Regions from separate parts of the Homo sapiens genome. Here region 1 is linked to region 2. A link is an interaction called in ENCODE POLR2A ChIA-PET data of the cell type or tissue named here. Cell type or tissue: GM12878. All regions are shown on one strand.

Region 1 (5,000 bases), 260 kb after region 2:
AGCAAGAGCCACACTTTCTGTTAGCACCTCAGCTCCTCCCTGGGGGGCCTGGCCAATTGGAGAAGGAAGGGAAGGGGAGGGGAGGGAAGGGGAGGGGAGGGGAGGGGAGGGAATGGAAGGTGGGAGGAAGGAAGGAAGGAAACTTTTGCAGACCTGAGGTTTCTCCTTCTTGTCTGTCTCATCATTGTTATTATTTTCACTCTCACTAAGCATTCATTGAGCCTTTATTAAGGACTCACAATAAAGTGAATGCGTACATGGTGCTAGGTGCTAGTGTAGTAGCTTGAAAGACACACTTCTTGTCTGAGCTCACAGCCTGATGGGAATGGCTGCCAAATAAAACTAAAAGTGATAATAACTGCTGTGCTAGAGGTGTCCACAGTGAGCACTTGCTGCACAGGGAGGAGTATCTCTTGCAGGCGGTTGCAGCCTGGAGGTGATAGTTGCAACTGGGGTTCTCTGGGAGAGGGAAGCCAGGGATGGGTAAGTGCAGGGCCCAGGAGGCTTTGGTTCTCAGAGGCCCCTTCCCTTGAGGCAGGGCCCTCAGGCCCCACAAGGTTATATTCAGATAGGATGACAACCTGTGTACAGGGCTTTTTTGGGAAAGCACTATTGCATAAAACTGTTTCTCAAAATCCTTGATAGTAAGAATCACCTGGACAGTTGTTATGTACGTGGACCAGCATCTATTTCCCTAAAATTCTAATTCATCAGGTGTTGGTTGTGGCCCAGGTATTTGTCATAGTCATTGTCCTCCTCCTCCTCCTTCTCCTCCTACTTCTCCTTCCCCTTCCCCTCCTTTCTGCTTCCCCTTCTCTCTCCCCTTTTCTCCTTCCTCTTCTTCTTCCTTATCCCTCCTCCTCCTCCTGTTCCTCCTTCTTTCTTCTTCTTTCCTTCCACGAGATTCTTACCATCAGGAAAATGATGAGATCATGATCTCTTTAGATAACAGAACTGTGAGAGGGCAAGGCGCACTGAGGTTTGCACTGGGCTTGATATTTGTATGGAATGAAGTATCATACTTCATTCACTGAGCCCCAGTTTTTCTATTTGTAAAATGATAAAAATAAAAATATTCACCGCACAGAGGCTCTTTAGTCCTCCTCTGATTTGACTTCTCTAGGATGCTGAGGACAGGGGATCCTTTCCTTGTCATTGAAGCTCTCCTTTCTCTTGTTTTGGACATCAGCTCACCTTCCCGGCCCCTCCCCACAGTTTCATCAGGCCCTTCCTGTCTCATTGCTGGACTCATCCCGCCCTTCCCACCAGCTTCCTCAGCATGTTCCTCAGTCTCTGTCCACAGCGTGTTTCTGTTCTGGACTCTCATGGGTGAGCTCACGAGCTCACAAGCACAGGACTCCTGCACTTGCTGCGAGTCCCAAAATCTGTGTCAACTCACTACTCTCTTTGAACTCCAGGCCCCTGTTTCCACCTGACAGCTGGGCCTGACCCCACTTCTTGAGTGGCCCCAAAGCTCTTTCAGGTGTCCTACTCACTCCCTCTGCCTCCATTGCCCTTTAGATTACTCTTACAGATTCCCAGCTTTGCCCAATCCTTTCTCCTTGCAATACGTATTCCACAATGCGGCCAGAATAGTCTTCCCACAGGGCAGATATGATCATGAGAGACTTCTACCTGAAACCTTGCAGCAGCTGCCTGGCATCCTCACCGTAACGTGGTATAAGACCCCCGGGATCCAGCCCACACCACTTCACCTTTGCCATTCCTGGACACTCTAAGACGCTGGATGGGTTTTAAAGTCCCCTGACAGGTTTCAGATCACACTTCTCTCACAATGAATCACTTGCTTCTCCAAGGATGGGCAGCCCATGCTCTCCCAAGTCTGGAAGGACCTTGGACCTGCTATTTCTTCTGCCTGTCTAACTCCTGTTTATTCGTCAGGTCTCAGTCCCCTTACGCTGTCACCAAGTGCCTGTGTGCCTCCATCTGTCCCTCCCACATGCCTCCTGCGGGCAGGGAATCCTCAGGGGATGTGTCACCTTGAACCTAGTTAAGACTTAATGAAAGTTACCACCTTTACTTCCCTTTCTCCATCACTCAGAAAATTAAAAGTTCTGAATAAATTAATTGTGCTGTCTTTACTAAAGGCCTTAGATACATAATAACAGACATAACTGAGTTAATTTCACAGCATCTTTAATAGGGTTTGCTTTTTAATATCCAAATTGACGAGACACTTGTTGATGACTATGGAGGAAGAGTCAATTCGCTAATCTATCTGTTTTGTTAAAAGGTAACATGTTTATGAGTGAGTTATGGTTTGCAGGGCCTTTCCATGTACAGTATTTCTTTCATCTTCAATTAATTCTATAAGGCATCTCTTCCTACTTTAATATTTCAGCACTTAATTCTCAGAGAGCTTCCTTGCATTGGACAGTGACAAATAGTTGAGCAGAAGAGTAACAGGTAACAAATAGCAGAATTAAATACAGTCATGTAGTCTCCACATTTTCTTCTTTTATAATTTTTTAAACTTTTTTTTTTTTTTGAGACGTAGTGTCACTCTGTCACCCAGGCTGGAGTGCAGTGGCACGATCTCGGCCACTGTAGCTGGGATTACAGGAGCCTGCCACCACGCCCGGCTAATTTTTTGTATTTTTAGTAGAGACGGGGTTTCACCATCTTGGCCGGGCCGGTCTTGAACTCCTGACCTCGTGATCCACCCACCTTGGCCTCCCAAAGTGCTAGGATTACAGGCGTGAGCCACCTCACCCGGCCTCTTCTTTTATAGTTTTATAAGCCAAGTAGGTAACTATGTCTTTTAGAGCCCACAATGCTTAGCCCACAATGCTTGGTACATGTTTAGTTGTATCAAATGAGAGCATGCTATTATTTCTACCTGAGAATATTAAACATTTCTAGGATATTACTTTAACATAAAAATATGCAGAATAAATGAGCGTTTCCCATGCCTGAAGAAGATGGTGGTCCTTCTATACTGTCCAATGGACTATTAACTATAAAGAATTGCTAGAAATGTGGGAACATCTGGCCTGATCAACGAACTCGCATGCAGCCCAAAGTCAACAGGTTCAAGCTGAGTTCATAACCTTGCTGCTCTGACCAGCTTCCCTATCAGCGTTGCTGTCTCAGTAATGGCACTGTTATCCACTCAGGCTCCCAAGTGGAAACCTGGGAATCACTCCTTGAACTTTCTGTCTTACCCACCGGCCCACCAAGCCAATCAGTCATCAAGTCCAGCTAATTTTGCCTCCCATGTTGAATCCGCGCCTCCTCCCCATCTTCCCTGGGCTATTGCCGCGGCACGTGAGTGGGTCACCCAAAAGTCGTGTCCAGTCCCCACAATGGGCCCTCCATTCATCAGTTACATTTATCTCAATAGGAAGCAAATCTTACCTCCAAATTCCCAGTGTAATGCCCTTCCACAGCTCTCAGTTTTCTGAAGAATGGGCTCCCGTGCCATAGCATGGTGTAAAAAGGATCCATCAAAACTTGGCTGTAGCTGCATCTCCAGCCTCACCTCCTGTTGCACTTCACACTTTCAACTCTGAACTTTCCAGTCGTTTGTTGTTGCCTGTCCCCACCATGCTAGCTCATGCTTTCCTGCCTTCATTCATGCCTCCTTTACCTAAAGAATCCACCTCTCATCTTTCTTGGCTTGGCTTAGTTCAGGCACTGTCTCTTCTTGAAAGTGCTTCCTGACCTCCACATTGGACCAAGGACCCTTCTGGGCGCTCTCACAGGAGCCTGCCCACATTGATAGCTTAGCCAGTGCTACATGATATTGATGTCACCTGATGATATGTCTGTCTGCCATACAAGACATAATGCCCTTGAGGGGTGAGACCATAACTCACCTACTTTAGTACCCCAGCACCTAGGGCAATTCCTTGCGCATGCTAGGAATCCAGTCTGCTTTTGCCGAACTGAGTAAATCAAGTCATCCTGTTTTGTGGCTGTCCTGTTTGTTATGCCGTGTTACGTATTTTTGTCCCCATTTCTGGTTTTACGTTTTCAGGTGTCTCTGTTCAACTATGTATTTTTGATTTCTTGGGCTTTTGCTCTGCCGTACGCCAAGCTGCGCCGTCTGGCTTCAAGTGTCTGCACAGTCTGGACGTGTGTGATCATCGTCTGCAAAATGTTGTACCAGCTCCAAACCATTAAGCCTGAGAACTTCTCTGTTAACTGTTCCTTGGTGAGCCTCGGTGATGGGGGAATATTCCTGACTGCCCTTTAGCAAAGCAAGGCAGATACTTGGGGAACCCCCATCCCCAAGCACATTTGGCCTGACCTGGCTTGTAAGTCACCTCTCCCTGGCTGGTCGTGCTCTGGGCCTGTGTTAAGCCTCGTCTCATACTGAGGTCTCCCCTGAAATGGGCCTGTCCCTCCCATCCTACCACTATCATTTTGCTCAAGGCTGAAGAAGAAATAACCTGAGCTCTCCTAATCTGTGGAGCTATTTTTTTTTACTCCATTTTCTCTTCTTTTTAGCCAAATGAAAATCAAACAAACATCCCCTTTAATGAGTTGAACAAGTCTCTGCTCTACAGCGCTCCTATCGATCCTACAGAGTGGGTCGGCCTGCGGAAGTCTTCGCCTCTGCTAGTCTACCTGAGGGTAATGGCTTTGTCGTGCTTAGTTTGGGCCTCCACTCCGTTATATAATAGTTCAGGATTCTTTTCCATGAGACGCTTAACATCACATTTGATAGTAACCATATCTTCTCATGTGGGATTTGGCATCACCTTTGCAACAAACTCTAAGTGTTAAAATCAGTATTGTGGCATGTTAAAGAGAAAATGATCAAACGGTCTGAGATTGCTTGAATAAAGTATGACAAATACATTCATTGGAACATTATACAATCATGTTAAGACCATTACAAGATTAAGGTCGATGGGTGCATTAGAATTGAAGCATGTCTAAAATATAGTAAGATTTTTAAAAAGCAAATTTCAAAACACTGTGCATAGTATGATCTCTTCTAGACACAAAGAAAAATATTAAGTAAAGTATAC
Region 2 (5,000 bases):
ACTTTGCTTTTTGTCTAGGTGCTTGTTTTTATAGATGCACTTTGCCGTCTCAATGAGTGAGTTCTTTTGGATGCTCCTGGCCCTGGACTACGTCTTGCCAGGAATCTTAAGAGTGGGCAGCACCGTCCCCTATGGAGGCCTGGGGTCCTTGTCATATATCTCGAGGGACCAGCGTTTCTAACTCTTCGCTGGAGCACGAGCCAAGCTGACATTGTTTTGGCTTTCAGAAATGAGGACAGAGTAAAACTTGACAGCAACATCATGGTGAATAAATGCCAGAGCTTTCTAATCACTCCTTCCCGTAACCACTACAAGGTTGTCTGACCTTGGGCAAGTCACTCCTTTGGGCCTCAGTTTTCTCATCACTAAGTGATGGGGGTGGGCTTAGGGAGTACTAGGGACCCTTACAGATAACTAATGAAACATGGTCTCCAAACTTTGGTTTTATAGAGAATAATAAAAAGCAATACTCTCTTTTCTTGATTATCAGATATTCCACACCTTCACTTTGGCATTTTTTAAATTACAAAACATCTTATAATTGAGGAATAAATTTCACTATAGTTGTCATTTTCATCACACCTGTGAATGTGACCATAAGTAGCGAGTGTTTATTCAAACACTTGACACCTTAGTTGTGTTTATTACCATTAGTAGCACTATAAGGGGTTGGCTTTGTGGCTGGAATGAGGATGGTAGCTTGTCTTTTAAAATTCTTTAGAAAGATCATAGTATGAGAAGCATTAAAATTAAAAGATGTATATGCAGAGTACTGCCTTCTTATATTACTTAAAGGGAGTAAAAGTTACCTAATTTTTCAGAAGAGATAAAAAATATTTCCAACCTGATGAAGGTTGTTCAGATCAAATCATAGAGCTTGCAGTTCAGTGGGGAACGCAGAAGATAAAAAAGGAACATGGCCATGGTGGAATTACTGGTTGGGTTAGCTGCTGTGAAGACAATTAAGGGGGCTGTATAGGGAACAAGTGGTGGAAGGGTCCACCTTCTAGGGGGTCAACAAGACCTGTCTGAAAAGGGAAGAGCAGCCACATGAAGAAGTCAGAGGCAGGGAGGGAGAGGGGTCCTCAAGGCAGAGAGGATGGTAAGTGCAAAGGCCCTGAGACACAAAAAACGTTGGCCTGGGGAGGAATGAAGGAAGAAAGAACTACCCCAGCAGACAGAGGCTGAGAAGCACTGAAGTTGTAAATAGTGAAAGGGTTTAGCCTTTACTCTAAGTAGAGTGGAGAACCATTAAGAGACTTTAAGTAGGAGAATAGAATGGCCTAATTTGCTTGTTTGAAAGATCCATCTGAGCCTGAGTAGCAGGAGGGAGCCGCCTAAGGGGTCTGCAGAAGTGGGTTGGAGCTAGTATCAGCATAGAGATACAGAGATAGAGAAAAGGGCACACTTCAAACATCTAATTTGGTGAAAAACCCAACAAAACTTACGGATGAATTTGATATGGAATGTGGTAGGGAGGCACTGGGAGAAATTAAGGAAAAGTCTTTTATTTCAAGTTTTAGCAGCAGGACAGTGGTGGTGACATTTGTTGAAATGGGGAGCCGGGTCTGGAGCAAGGGTGACGGAGGAAAAATCAGAGCTGCTTTTTGGACAGGTTGTGTTTGCGTTGGCAGGGAACCTGGCAAGTGGGAATGTCATGTGAGTACAATTCAGATACATTCTTAAATTGAATATGGAGAAGGCCTACACTAAATTTTAACTGTGATTGTGAAAAGTTAATGTAATTCCCAATTAATTTTTTGCTATTACGAGTTAACAAAATGTTTACAGCGAACATGATGTTCCCCTCAATTTCTATTTAAATAACTGACGGTGCAGCTTAAAACTGGTGTTGTTTAGATGCAAGGTAAAATGTTCCATGCCATCTTATCTAAATTTTTTTTCAACTCTGTTTCCTATGACACCAAATGTATTCTTTGGCACAGGGCAATTGATGAATATTTGCTGAAGAAGTGAGTCAATAGGTATTATATAGAGTACCAAGCACAAGAAAGACTAATCCTGATGAGCTGCACAGCACCATGGCCAACGCTGGCTGGCCATGTATTATTCAGACCTGATCAGATTCTCACTTTCTTCTCCTTCCAGAATATGTGAGGATCTATCTAAGGAAACATATATCCCTAATACTGCACAGTTTTACTGTCCTCAACTCCACTTAGTCACACATTGTTATGGGGGTGTTCAGATAAAGCTGAAGGACAGTGTCAATGACCATATAAGATGGCCACGTATAGACTGGGTGCGGTAGCTCACACCTGTAATCCCAGCACTTTGGGAGTCCAAGGCTGGCGGATCATCTGAGGTCAGGAGTTCGGGACCAGCCTGGCCAGCATGGTGAAACCCTGTCTCTACTAAAAATACAAAAATTACCCAGGTGTGGATGTGCGTGCCTGTACTTCCAGCTACTCAGGAGGCTGAGGCAAGATAATTGCTTGAACCTGGGAGGCAGAGGTTGCAATGAGCCGAGATCACGCCATTGCACTCCAGCATGGGCAACAAAGTGACTCTGTCTCAAAAAATAAAAAAAAATAATAAAAAATAAAGAAGAAGAAGAAGAAAAGAAAAGAAAAGAAAGAAGGCGATGTACAGAAAAGCCTAGCTTCCTTACTTGCATTTGGTACTGGAAGAAGAATCCAAGTTACAGTTTGTAGAACTTGCAGCTCGTGGTGCCACACCATGTAAATCAGAAAGTGAGAACTGAGATCTAGCAACAGAAGCAGCTACTGCTTGTCCCTCTGTGACGGTGCTTGGACTAGCCACAGGGACACTTGGCAGGTTACCCTGCACTAATCATAATAGCAGGTCTTCCTGTTCTGTGAGATCATTCTCAGAAACAGTGTTTGAAGAATTTATCAAAGAGTACTCTACGAAGGCTCTTCTAGTATATTTAACAATTGTTTCTTTAAGCTTACTTTGCTGTTAAAAGCAAAACAACATGAAACTCTCAAATGGAAAAACCACTTACCAAGTCATAAGCTGAAATTTCAGTATTGAACTGAAACGCTAAATGATAGATCAAGATCACTATGAATCCTGGAGTTAGAGTGAATGGCTATTTTCAGTTAATGCTAATGATTTTTACATTTATTTGTACAACATAATTGTGAAAGACAACCCCAAATGGAACTTAAACCCCACCGAACTCCCATTTGTTCATCAACCCAGTTACCTAAGACAGTTATTTAAATTAAATTTTCTACAGTTAAAACCAAACAGAAGCATACAGATGAATTGTGAAGTTAAAGATTATTCCAGATGACTTTTAGGTATAACTCTCATGCAAAACCTATATCATCTTGAAAATTAAATTTTAAATGATTATATCTCCTGCTTCATTGTCAATTTGATTGCTTTCTTTTTAACCTCTTGTACCTTATTCCTAGCGCACCTCAGCGTGCCCCCTTTGCTCTGACCAGGCAATTCCTGCCTTGCCTCACTGGTGAATTGACAGTCGCAGTCCTTCCTTTATTCACACACAGGTCCAGCAGAGCCCGGTTATACCTTGACTGGAGCTCAGAACTCAGGGGTCACGGCTCATGCTGTTCCTTTTCCACAAATGCTGTTTGCTTTCCTCTCTCCAGGTTCTACCCATATTCTGGGGTCTCTTCAAATTCCATCCCCAAGCCCCTTGAATTCTGGCTCCTACTTTAGTTTGTCCAAATCGCTGTTTGTCATATAAGTGTAGCTATGCACACACTCATTCTTACACAGTTTAGAATTGACTGCTCTGTGACATTTCATATGAATTGGCTTATAAAATACTTTTGGGCAGAGTCTTGTCTCATACACATAAGTGCTGTGCAGAGCTTGGAGACGAGCGCTCCCATTAGTTCAAGTGATGTGATAGATTGCTAATTTGTTTCTTTTTCTCTTTTTCCTGTGTGGTTCAGTCCCACACTCTTGCCTCTTTTTTCCCTCTTCCTGTCTAGGAGCTAAATACACAAAAATGAATGTGATCTGGTCCATGTTCTAATCCACTTATGGGTTAATTGGGTGACAGATCTGTTAACCGATAATGCATGATAAAAGTGATACAGTTTTGAAGAGGGTGCTGAGGGAATCAAGTTGAGCATTTGGTCCCTTGGGAATTCAGGGTAAGGCTGAATAAGCCTCACAGAGGGCAGTGGAGGGAGCATTCAGGCTGAGGGAGCAGCCCAGCAAGGCTGTGCAATGCTTTAGTATATGTATCTCTTTCCATACGGAGCATAGGCCAATAACAGCAAGAGCACAGTGCATCGGCATCAGCACCTGGTGCTTCGTTTTCTTTTATTGCTTCCTAGAAAGTGTAAGACAAGGAGTTACAGGTGGTGGAGACGTGGATGAGAAGAGGGTGTAGGTGGTGCTGAGGAGCCACTCCGGGAACGGGGAAGTCACAGAAGGGACCAGTCAGGGTGCAGACGGCTAACTTTGTGTCTGTGGATGAGATTGAGGCAGGGTGGGGGCGAGGCAGAGAGGCCAGCAGAGTTTCTACCCTGGCTCACTTTGTACTTGTTCGGTTATGGAGCTGACTCTATGCGACTACAATTTCAATATATTAATAAAAATAGAAATAATGTGTGAAACATGTGAAGACAAGCACCCAGAACCACTCCAAACTACCTACCTCTTCTTTTCTTTGCTGACCATGACTATTGACAGCGGTCTCTGGTGCAACTCAATTGCATGTTTGTAAAGGCGCCGTTCAGCCTGCCCTGGCAAACCGGCAAAGCAATGCGTGCTCCTGATCTGAACTACCAGTTCAGGGATGATCTTCGCTTCCTACTTGTGATGGTGCTGAGCAGCTCTGAAAAGGGGACTTCAGAAGGGACTCCTGAGGATCAGGAGGCTGAGTCTGAGGATTAGGTGATTCCTGGGGCTTGCTGCTGCTGCCCCCAGCGGAACCCAGATCTTATAGTCTGGAGTTAAGCTGAACTCCCTCTTCCACACCTACTGACTCAGCAAGAGTTGTGCAGTACCCACCTCAGGGCAAGCAAGTT

What was found. Peaks named below come from ENCODE experiments on the same cell type or tissue, not always from the same donor. Only the 100,000 strongest peaks of a DNase experiment are listed, where the experiment ranks them.
Region 1: POLR2A ChIA-PET joins it to region 2 with 5 read pairs; 2 of 35 experiments call an interaction of 5 or more read pairs at or near these places.

The regions. Positions count from the first base shown.
Region 1 is chr18:10,762,099-10,767,098 of GRCh38, reverse strand. It overlaps PIEZO2 (piezo type mechanosensitive ion channel component 2), which reads left to right. Exons shown (of 56, transcript NM_001378183.1): 22 at 4,001-4,177; 23 at 4,474-4,599. Among named protein-coding and RNA genes, the nearest start is that of MIR6788, 5.0 kb to the right of the region's middle. In GM12878, no CTCF peak of the experiment used is centred here; no DNase peak of the experiment used is centred here.
Region 2 is chr18:11,025,818-11,030,817 of GRCh38, reverse strand. All of the region lies in intron 2 of PIEZO2 (piezo type mechanosensitive ion channel component 2), which reads left to right. Among named protein-coding and RNA genes, the nearest start is that of PIEZO2, 120 kb to the left of the region's middle. In GM12878, no CTCF peak of the experiment used is centred here; a DNase peak (open chromatin) is centred at 2,777; H3K27ac peaks cover 3,387 bases.